Linked DNA regions of Homo sapiens: region 1 is linked to region 2. The links are chromatin loops, found by intact Hi-C in ENCODE. Cell type or tissue: transverse colon. All regions are shown on one strand.

Region 1 (5,000 bases), 77 kb after region 2:
CCCTTGGCCTTCCTTTCCTTCCTCCCTGTCTCCAAGCCATAATGTGCCTGGCACAGGGGAGGTGCTTGGTGACTGGGCACTGCCCTCCTCTCTTTCTTCCCCTCCTCTCCCTTCCCCACTCCTCTCCTTTCTGCTGTTCTTCCCTCCCCTCCTGTCTGCCCTTTCCCCCTTGGTGCTTCCCTGGACCCTCTTGTCACCTTCCTACTTTCTGCTTTCACCCCAGCCTGTCCCTTCCTCCTTTACCTGGGCTCTGTCTCTGCCCCCCATCCCCAGCCTTGTCTACCAGACCTCATTCTCTATTTCTGACTCTCCATTTGTCTCTTCTTGTCTCTGTCTCGCATCTCTCTGTGGATCTCTGTCCAACTGAAAGCCTCTTCCAGTGCCTTTCTCCATCTCACTGTGTCTCTCTGTGTGTCTCCTGAGGTTTCTCTGTTCCTGTCACTTTCTTGCAGTCTCTGTCCATGTCTCTGCATTTCTCTGCCTCACTTTGACTCTCTGGGTCTCTGTCTTTGCTTTCTTTCTCTCACCATCTCTGTATTTCTTTTCATCTCTTTTTATGTCTTGATCTCTGTTTCTCTCTTTGCACATTTCTTTCTGTCTCTGTTTCTTAGGTTCTCTCTCAGAATCCCTATGTATATTTCTCTGTGTTTCTGTCTACACCTTCTTGTTTGACTCTGTCTCCTTGTTTGACTCTCTCTGTGCCTTTTTCTCTGTCTCAGTCTCAGTCTCTGTATCTTTTGGTCTCTGTCAATGTCTGTCTTTCTGGCTTTGCATCTCTCCATCTCTGTTTCTCTGTCTCTTTCAACGGCTCTTTCAACGGCTCTTTCTTAATCTCTGTCTGTTTCCGCAGGTCTATATCTCTTACCTCTGTGTGTGTCTGCCTCTGTCTCTATGTCTTCCTATCTCTGTATCTCTGCAACACTGCCTTACATCTTCATTTGTCTCTCTTTGCGTGTAGCTTTCTCCTATCTCTGATTTGTGCATATCTATCTCTCTTATTTCTGTGTCTCTGTCTTTGTGAATTAGTCTCTTTCTCTCCCCATATATATTTTTTCACTATCTCTCTGTCTCTGTGTGTCTACTTCTCTGTGGCTATCTTTCTGACTCTGCATCTCTGTCTCTGCATGGACCTCTTCTCCTTATCTCTTTGTCTCTGAGTGTCTCTGTGGTTCTTGGTGCCCCTTTATGTCCCCATCTGCTCCCTCCTCCCTCCTCTCCCCCCACTCTGTTCCTGTGTCTCTATATTTCTGTGTGTCTCTGGACATCTCTCTGCCTCCATGTCCCCTATACTTCCTGCCCTCTCCCTTCTCCTTTTCCTCTTTGTCTCTGGGTGTCTCTTTGAGTCTCTGGCTTTTAGGGCCTCTCCCTGCCTTTGAGTCCCCTGTGCTCCCCACCCTTCTCTGTCTCTTTTCTGTGTGTCCCCGTGTCTATTTGTTTCTGTGTGTCTCTGTGTCTCTGAGCATCTCTCTGCCTCTAGGAGTCTTTCTCTGCCTCTGCATCTTCTGTGCTCCCTGTCCTGTCCCCTCTCTCTTTTTTCTCTGTCTCTATCTCTGGGTGTCTCTGTGTCTCTGAGTATCTCTGTTAGTCTCTGGACCTCAGTGTCTCTCCATACCTTTGAATCCCTCTCTGCTCCCTGCCCCTCGCCCTTACCCCTCTGTCTCTTACTGTGTGTCCGTGTGTCTCTGTGTCTCTGTGTGTCCGTGTGTCTCTGTGTCTCTCAGTATCTCTGTGGGCCTCTGTCGGTCTCAAGGATTGTCCTTGTCTCCGTGTCCCCTTCTATTCCTACCCCTCTCCTCTATCTCTGTGTCTCTGTTTCTGCATATGTCTGCATCTCTCCGTCTCTGTGTCTCTCTGTGTCTCTGTGGGTCTCGGGCCTCTCCCTGCCTCCGTGTCCCCTGCGCTCCCCGCCCTCTCCCTCTCCCTCTCTCCCCCCTCGCTCTCTCGCTCGCGCTCTCTCTCTGAGCATCCTTGGGCCCGGGGTTGCCATGGGGACAAGGTGGGAGCCGGGGATGGCGCGCGCCTGGGCTCGCGCCGGCAGCTCAGGCGAGGAGCAGCGGCCAGAGCAGCGCCAGCAGCAGGCAGCGAGCGGGCGCGGGAGCGGGAGCGGGAGCGGGGGTAGCGTTGGCGGCGGCGGCTCCTCCTCGGCCATCCCCTCGGAGCCGTGCAGCTGACGCGCATGGCGAAGACAGCGGCGCCTACCGATGGGAGCAGCGGTAAGGCAAGGCGGCGCGGCGCAGCCGGGCGGGCGGGCGGCGGGCAGCCTCCTCCTCTCCCCAGCTCGCCTGCGCGCCCGCCCGCCTGCCCTCCCTTCCTCCCTCTCCCCTCGCAGCCCCTGCCCGCCCGCCCGCCCGCGCCGCGCTTGCCCTTCCATTTAAAAATCTTTAAAACTTTGCATATTAATATCTGCGCTTTGCATAATCTGACCCGCGCTTTATTGATTGCAAGAAGCTTAATGCAGCCGGCTCGGCCTATTGCAGAGAGCTCTCCGGGCGGGAGCCGGGCGGGAGCCGGGCGGGCGCCGCTCACTCCGCACCGCGCTCCGGCTGTCAGCCGCCGCCGCGGCCCCGGCCCTCTCGCCTCCCTCTCGGCGCCCGGCGCCGGGGCTTTGCCCCCTGGCTGGGTATTTTTATTATTTGGGGATGGGGGGGGTCAGCTTGCTCTCGATGGCAGTGAGGGAACCAAAGGAGAGGTGTACGTGGGGGCGGGGGGCAGGGATGGAAAGAAATGGGGACGGAGAGGAGGTGAAGAGGGAGAGGAAAAAGGGAGAAGGGGCAAGAAGGATGAGGAAAGGAGAGGCGTGGAGGGGGAAGCAGTAGAGAGAGGAGAGGGCAGTCGGCTGAGGACGGAGCTGAAAGGACGGAGGAGCGGAGGAGCGGAGGAGCGAGAGCCGAGGCAGAAGAGAAAGGAGGGAGTCAAGAGCGCAGACTAGAGAAAGAGCCTGACGGCCGCAGAGCTGAGGAAAGAGGCAGGCAGTGGGCGCTTCGCCGCTGCTGCCCCCGGGCCAAAAAATAAAGAAAAGAAAAAGAGAAAAAAAACAATACCAATAAAAAGACGATGAAAATAAAACACATCGCAACCAGGGCCACTGAACACAAAAAGGAGCGAGGACAGAGAAGAGAGGCGAGGTGGCATCTGCTCCCGGCTGGCTGCGGCGCTTCGGAGAGGCTCCCCGGGCTGGGCGGGACCCCCATTTTGACCCTGCATTTGAGGAAGGGGCGACTGTGGAGAAAATGAGGCGAGAGGGGGTCAGGGCTGGTGGCGGTTCCGCCTGTTTTTTTTTTTTTCTCTCTCTCTCTCTTTTCCTGGAGGTGTGGGGGCCGGTTTAGTACGATGATGGTGAGGATATTGGTCGGTGATGCTGTCTGAAGCTCCGAAGCAAGCAGGGTGCAATGGGGGGGGAGAGGTAAGAGGGCACAGGGAACGAGAAAGGGCTGGGTGGTGGGAATGAGGGGTGAGAGAAAGGAACGGGGTGCCTTGGAGAGCAGAAACGGTGAGAAATAGGAAAAAGCAGCCGGGATGGGGCACTCAGAGGCGGTGGCATCTCAGGCAGGAGGAGAGGTGGAAAACGGAGCTCCAGGGCCCCAGAGTGAGGTTGGGGAGCCGCGGTGCACCCCTCAGCTCTCTGGACAAAGTCTGTAACTTGGGGAACCCCTTCGACTGCCTGCTGCCTCTTTGGTCTCTTTTCTTTCCCTTTTCATGTCCTTTCTCAGCTCCTTTATTTCCATCTCCTTTACTGTTTTTTCTTTCTCACTGTTTTTCAGTTTCTATCTCTTCCTTTTCTCAATAAAAGCTCTTTCTCCTCCTCCCCACCCCTTAGTTTTTCTTTTTCTACCTCCCTTATCTCCACCTCCTTCCCTTCTTTTTTCTCCGTTTTTCCCTTCCCCCTTTCCCCCTTTCTTTTATTCTTCCCTTCCTGCCACTCATTTCCCCTGTTGCCAGCTCTTTCTACCCCCTCCCTCAGTTTCATTTATTCATCACTCTTGCTGCTCTGGCCTTCAACAGGGTGCCAGGGAAAGGGGCTCCATGCAAAGGCAGGAATCCCCAACTTCCTACCAGAGCCTAACCCCTGTTCTGAAACCCCATGTATTTCTACCCTCTTTTTTACCCTGAGTGGGGGTTTGGGTCTGTCCCCTGGGTTCTAGTGCCACCCCCTACTTCCTTGTGGCCTCCTGGAGAAGTCCTGCTGGATGCTCACTGGGGCTCTGGGAGGGGGAGGGGAAGATCTTAAGTGAGGGCTCATGGCTGTCGACTCAGCCCCACTGAGAAGGGTGTGGACAGAGAAGAAAATGACATGGATGCCTAGCGGGAAGTGAAAACGGGAGGAAATTGGGGCGGAAGTCCATCTGAGAGAGTCCTTAGAGCTTTTGAGTCCAGGTAAAAGATCCTGAGAGAAAGCCTTTGGCCTGATGACCACTCCCCACTTTCTGCCTCCTTCCTGGGGCCTGTGGAGTTGGGGAGTAGGTCCTGGATTTAGAGAAAGACCCAATCAGCCGCTTCGCTCAGTAGCTTTTAGTCTCTTGCCATCTTGTCAGGTGGATTTGTCCTTCCACCCCCCAGGATATAAGGGGAAGGTACAGAGTCAGTGTGCAGTGGGGGGCTGGTGGGTACAGAGTCAGTGTGCAGTGGGGGGCTGGTGGGTACAGAGTCAGACCATGACGGCAGCATGCATGTGTATAAGGCCTGCATGTGTGGTGAGATGTGTTCAGGAAGGACTAACTGTGTGTGCTGGGCCTCGAAGCCTTGGCAGAGTGAGGAGCCAAAGGTGTAGAATCGTGACATGTGTTTTCAGTGGGGGGTTGGGTACTGGGGGTCCCCATCATGGGTGACATATGTGCAGAAGGGAGTCAGTGCATATTTGTACTGATCTCTCCCTCGTCCTGATGTTTATGTATCACTCGCTATGTGTGCATTCAGGAGGCCCTCTTTGGCTCTGTGCGTGGAAGCCGTCCACGCGTGTGCAGGCCCATGTGCCGAGTCTGGCTTCAGCAGTGGACACGTGA
Region 2 (5,000 bases):
ATGGTAAAGGGTAAATGTGGTGGTTTGGAATTGGTTAGATCTGGGTTCGAATCTTAGTTCCAATACTTCCTGGCTGTAAGATTTAGTGGACTGATTTTCCCTCAGAGAGCATCACTTTCTTTATCTGTAAATGGGGATAACAGCAGTAATTCCCCTCGTTGGGATTTTGTGAGGATTAAATGAGAAGATGCCCCTGACAATGCTTGGCCCGGTGCCTGGCACATCATGAACACTCGGAATTCGGGAGCTGTTATTCGAACAATGAAGATGATTATTATTGCTGGACCACACCGCTCCCAGAGGGTTACAATATCCGTGGGGGAGCTGTACTGTCCGTAGGCAAGGTTACATAATTCCCGGGGGTTGTGGGGGAAAGCTTCCCTGGAGCCCTTGGTCTCCCCAAGGAGGAGGCCTGAGACTTTTTTTTTTAGGCACTGGTGAGGAGCCTGTCTAAGGTGGACTAGGTACCCCGCAAGCGAGGAGGCTGGGATTGAAGCCCTGGGTACCGGGAGCCTGAGCTCCGCAGGCCTTCCCTATCTGTGACTTTTCTGTCTCCCCGCCCATCTTCTGGATTCGTCCCCCACCCAGCCCCCCCAACTCCCGCCCGCCACCCATACGCCCCTCCTTCGGAACCTCAGAGTCTTTTTTGAGACTCTGTTTCCAGGCTATGCCTGTGAATATTGCTTCTATTTGGCCTCTACCCTGCTGCCGGCTCCTGGGCTCCATCAGATCTGCGCTGTGATTTCCTGTTTCCCAGAGCCTCAGGCTTCATCCTTCCCTCCCGGCTGAGGCAGAGAACGGAGACTTAACACTTCTCTACGCTCTGGCTTTCGATCTTAAGCCCTGTCTTCCTCTCTCCTGGCGACCCTCAGTGCCCCTTGGGAGCACATTTGTTCAGACTTTGGTCGCCCCCTCGTATCCCGGCCCCGCCTCCGGAACCCCCGGTCCTAGTAGTGGACGTGGGGGGACCTCCGGCGCCAGCCCTATCCCCGGGACAGCTGCAGCCTGGGGACGGTGGTGGTGGGGGCTTCCAAATGCATTCTCTCTGGTCACTTCCTCCCCAGCTGGACGGGGGTTATCAGGGAAGCCAAGACCCCATCCCCACAGGAGCGGAGGGCACAGCCGCCTCCCCATTTCCGATGCTGGGAAATGCATCCCACCCATTCCACCCCACCCCTGGACAGCTGCCCCCATTCAGGCTCAGGGTTGGGGGGTTGGGTAAAACCAAGCTGGGAAATGCTGTGGTCTTCATCATCTTCTAAGGTCCTGACCCCGCCCCTCTGCAGAGAAGATTCTGCCCCCTCCCCACAAAAGTTTCTGACCCCCGCTTCCTCGGAAGGGCCCCCCGTTTTCCCATACAGGCTCCCAAAAGAAACTCTGGAGCCCGCAGTGGGCAGGAGAGGAGGAGGGGCAGCAGGTAGCGAGTGCCGAAGACTTAAGTTAGCTGCAGACTCGGAGCCTCTGACTAGGGTCATGACCCGCGGGACCCCATCCCACCCCCACCCCCTCCTTCCTCCCTCCCCCGCCGCGCGGCCCCTTTAAGCCCAGAGCCGGCCGGTCCTCAGTGGCTGCGCGCCGACGAGCGTGTGTGTGAGTGCGCGGGGAGGGGGCGGGCGCAGTGTCTCCATGGCGACGCGGCGGTGACGTCGCCGGCCGGGGGGCGTGGGCGTCCCGGCCCCGGAGTGCGATATTAACCCGGGAGGCGGCGGCGGGGAGGGGAGAGGCTCTGAGAGGCGAGGCCGGGTGAGGCGGCGAGGGCGGCCCGACGGGCGCGGGACGGGACGGGGCAGCGAGGGCGCCGGGAGCCGCGGCCCGGAATCGGGGCGCTTCGCCCCGGGCCCCCCAGCATGAAGACCCCGGCGGACACAGGTGGGGGCGGGGGCAGCACGTGTGGGGGAGACTTGTTGCCCCGGGAAACCGAACGGAGAAACTTTGGGGGGGCTGAAGGGGTCCGGGGGAGCCCGAGTGATCCCCAGTTCTGGGGGACCCCTCAAGCACTGGAGACCTGTTGCTTCTCGTGGCGCGAGCGGGGTTGCTGCCTGGGACCCCCGATTCCTGGCTCCGGGCGGAGTGGTGTGGGTGCTGCGGGTCTTGGTCCTGTATCCCTACCGGGACCCCGCAGGCCGGGCTCTCCCCCACTCCCGGGATCACGGGGGTGGCGGGGTCCTTCCCCTCCGCTCTTGTCACGTTGCACTCTGGGGGCCGGGACGTGTGCGGGGCGGGGGGGCTCGTCCACCGGGCCCGCTATCCCTGGTTCTGCGCTGCGCGGTCCTGCTGGTGACCTTCACGGCGGCGCGTGCCCTGCACCAGGTTAGCGGGGGATACGGGATGGCCTCTAGGAGGAGGGCGTGAGTGGGGAGCCCGGGACTCGGGGTCCTGGCTGCGCCGCCCCTCCCCCGCCCGCCTCTGTCGGCTCCTCGCTCCCCCGCCCTCGCCGAGTCGCAAAGTTCCAAAGCGCAGCCCGAACGTTCGAAAAAGGAACTTTTTGTTTCCGACCTTAGAACGCGCGGCTTTAAGGTGGCTCCGGGGAGACCTGGGTACCCTCCTCCCGCGCCACCGGTGGCCCGGGGTTGAGGAGGGTGGGGAAGGTGGGGGGAGACGCAGAGGCTCCCCCCTCGCCCCCCCTCCCGGATCCACCTCTTCTCTTTCAGCGGGCCGTCTCTTCCCTCCGCCCCTCTCTTCCCCGCCAACTTGCTCCTCCTTAAGGGGCCAAGGTTCCCCTCCCCCTCGGTCGGCGGGCGGGGGGCAGCGGGATTAACTCCCCCTCCCACTCGGACTTTTCCCCCTCCCCTCCCCCGCCGCCCCCGGGCTCGCGCGGGCTGGACTTTGCGCCCGAGCGCGCAGGGGGAGGGGTCCCAGCCGCCCCCTGCCCGTCTACCCCGTCGGAATCCGGCCCGGGGCGGGGACGGGGGAGGGGGAAGGGGGCCGGGCGCCGCTGTTCAAACTTGTTTCCTTCCCCCGGCGGCGGCGGCGGCGGCGGCGGCGGCTCGGGCTCCTGTGTGCGGGTGTGTGCCCCGACCGGCCCACCCACCCCACCCCATCCCCACCCCATTCCCACCCCATTCCCATCCCCATCCCCCTGCTCGGCGGGTGGGGGCGGCTTAATCTTAAAGGGCTCCGAGCTGGGATCCGGCGCCAGGGGATTGGGACCCGGACCGAGGAGGGGCCCTGGGGGTGGGGCCGGGGTGCGGAGTGCGGTAGGGTCAGTCACGTGCGTCCTACACACTCCCCCGGCTTCCACTCGCTCCCGGGTGGCTGGGCCCTGGGGGCAGCAGGAGCCTACCCTCGCCCAAGGAGGAGGCCGAGGCACCCAGACAACCTCGCTTCATCTTCTCTCCCTGCTACCGGCCTTGGCCTGATAGGATCCGCGGGTCGCTTCCCCAACCCTGTCGGGGGGCGGGACAGTGTGTGGGTTTTCCGGCTGGGGGAGGGGAGGGGAAGGAGGCCTGGAATGGCCTCCGATCGGTGCATCTTTCCCGTCTGCCTCCTGGCCTGCCGCTCCGCACCCCTCCATCCAGTTCTCCATCCCGGTCCCTCTCTCTGCCGTGGCTGTTTCCCACTTCCTGTTTTCTTCCCGGCTCTGGCGCCATAGAGGGCCGCCTGGAGTGGGGGAGGTGGTGGGGCCCCCCAGGAGGCCGGCGTGTTCTTCCTCTGCCACCACTCCTCCCTTCCGACCCTCATAGTCCCTTAAAAAAAGTTTGGGCCGTCACGTGAGGTTGGGGGGTGCCCAGGAGTTTTGTCCCCCCAGGCTTGCATAGTCTGTCTGGGAGAATCCCTACCCCGCCTCTGTGGGACCCAGGTGTGCTTCTGGGACCTCGCCATCCCAGCCCTTGCTGTCTGACTGCTGCCACTTCTGCACTCTGTCTCGCAGTCTCCTGAACCCCTCTCTCCATGTGCCTGCTCTCTCCCTGCCTCACTGGCCCCCATGTTCCCGAGGTCCCGCACCCCCAAGCTTCCTCCGTGCAGGTCTGGTGTTTCCCTGTTTTAAGCACGTGGACGCATACACAGCACACTCACACATGCTCCCCTTGCCCGTGCCTGGCTCCTGGCTCCAAGGCCTGGGGAACAGAGCCCCATTGAGACACCCTGACGTCACCCCCTCTTCATTCTCCCCCCCCCAAAGCCGGGAACAGGCCTTCATGTATGCTGTGTCCGATGAGGAAAGCCGCCGTTGTGGTGGGCTTGGGAGTGGGGAAGGGTCCCTGCCAGAAGTGGGAGCCAGGGTCCAGGCCCTGGAGGAGGGGTTGCTCAGGGAAGGGGTTTAACAAGGGGGCCTGGGACAGCTCCCAGAATGCGGCTTGAGGCCTTTCCAGAGCCCCCCCACCTCCTTTCCGAGTTCCCTTTGTGTTGCATGTAGTCTCTCTCACTCCCTCTCTTCTGCAAAGTTTATTTTTAGCCTCCTGCTCCCCCGCTCCCAGGACTGTCGCTGCACACACGTTGCCTGGTTACCGGGACACGGAGGCTGGGGCGGGTGGGCTGGGAAGGGTGGCTTTAATTTTGGGGGGAGGGTGGAAGTCAGTACATCCCCCACCCCCAGATTGATGTCTCAGGGGCTTTGGCCCCCCTTCTAGGTCTAGAGCCAGATTGGGGCTGAGGTGGAAGTAACATGGAGCTTGGTTCCCTGAGAGGGGCTGGGAGCTTTTTGGAGGGGATATGAGGGTCCATGAAGCTGGTGGCTGGGTCACCTGGGTTCCAAAGGACCCTGGGCCTTGCAGGAGACCTTGTGATCTGGATTCTCTAGAAGGGTGAGGATAATGGGTTGAACACCTAGATTCCCAAGAGAGCGATGGTGCTCTGGGGTCTCTGGAAGGGGTTGTCAAAGGCTGTCACTTTTAAATGGAACAGGGGCTGTTGGTGCTGGTCTGTGAACAGCTGGAGGTCATATCCCTGGCACCCTGAGGGGCTGGTGGAAGGCTGGGATATATCTGAATGGGGCAGGGACTCCGGGGGCTATGTGGTACTGCAGCCCAGTCTGGGCAGGAGTTGGGGGCCTACAGTGA

What was found. Hi-C counts contacts between places; a loop is a spot of excess contacts. Peaks named below come from ENCODE experiments on the same cell type or tissue, not always from the same donor. Only the 100,000 strongest peaks of a DNase experiment are listed, where the experiment ranks them.
Region 1: a loop joins it to region 2, with 16 times the contacts of the local background. A loop is called at or near these places in 9 of 110 quality-filtered maps.

What each region holds. Positions count from the first base shown.
Region 1 is chr19:42,174,366-42,179,365 of GRCh38, reverse strand. It overlaps a transcript of POU2F2 not described here. Among named protein-coding and RNA genes, the nearest start is that of POU2F2-AS2, 24 kb to the right of the region's middle. RefSeq lists silencers at 2,000-2,079, 2,180-2,329 and an enhancer at 2,679-3,181. In transverse colon, CTCF peaks have their summits at 1,913 and 2,123; a DNase peak (open chromatin) is centred at 2,233; H3K4me3 peaks cover 1,607 bases; H3K27ac peaks cover 411 bases; H3K27me3 peaks cover 4,920 bases.
Region 2 is chr19:42,251,847-42,256,846 of GRCh38, reverse strand. ERF (ETS2 repressor factor) reads left to right here and starts at 1,719. Exons shown (of 4, transcript NM_006494.4): 1 at 1,719-1,869. The coding sequence starts at 1,848. RefSeq lists enhancers at 491-1,022, 1,663-2,162 and silencers at 1,518-1,917, 1,928-2,617, 2,698-2,767, 2,858-2,977, 2,998-3,047 and 1 more. In transverse colon, CTCF peaks have their summits at 2,090 and 2,321; DNase peaks (open chromatin) are centred at 1,646, 2,436, 2,700 and 3,286; H3K4me3 peaks cover 4,645 bases; H3K27ac peaks cover 5,000 bases.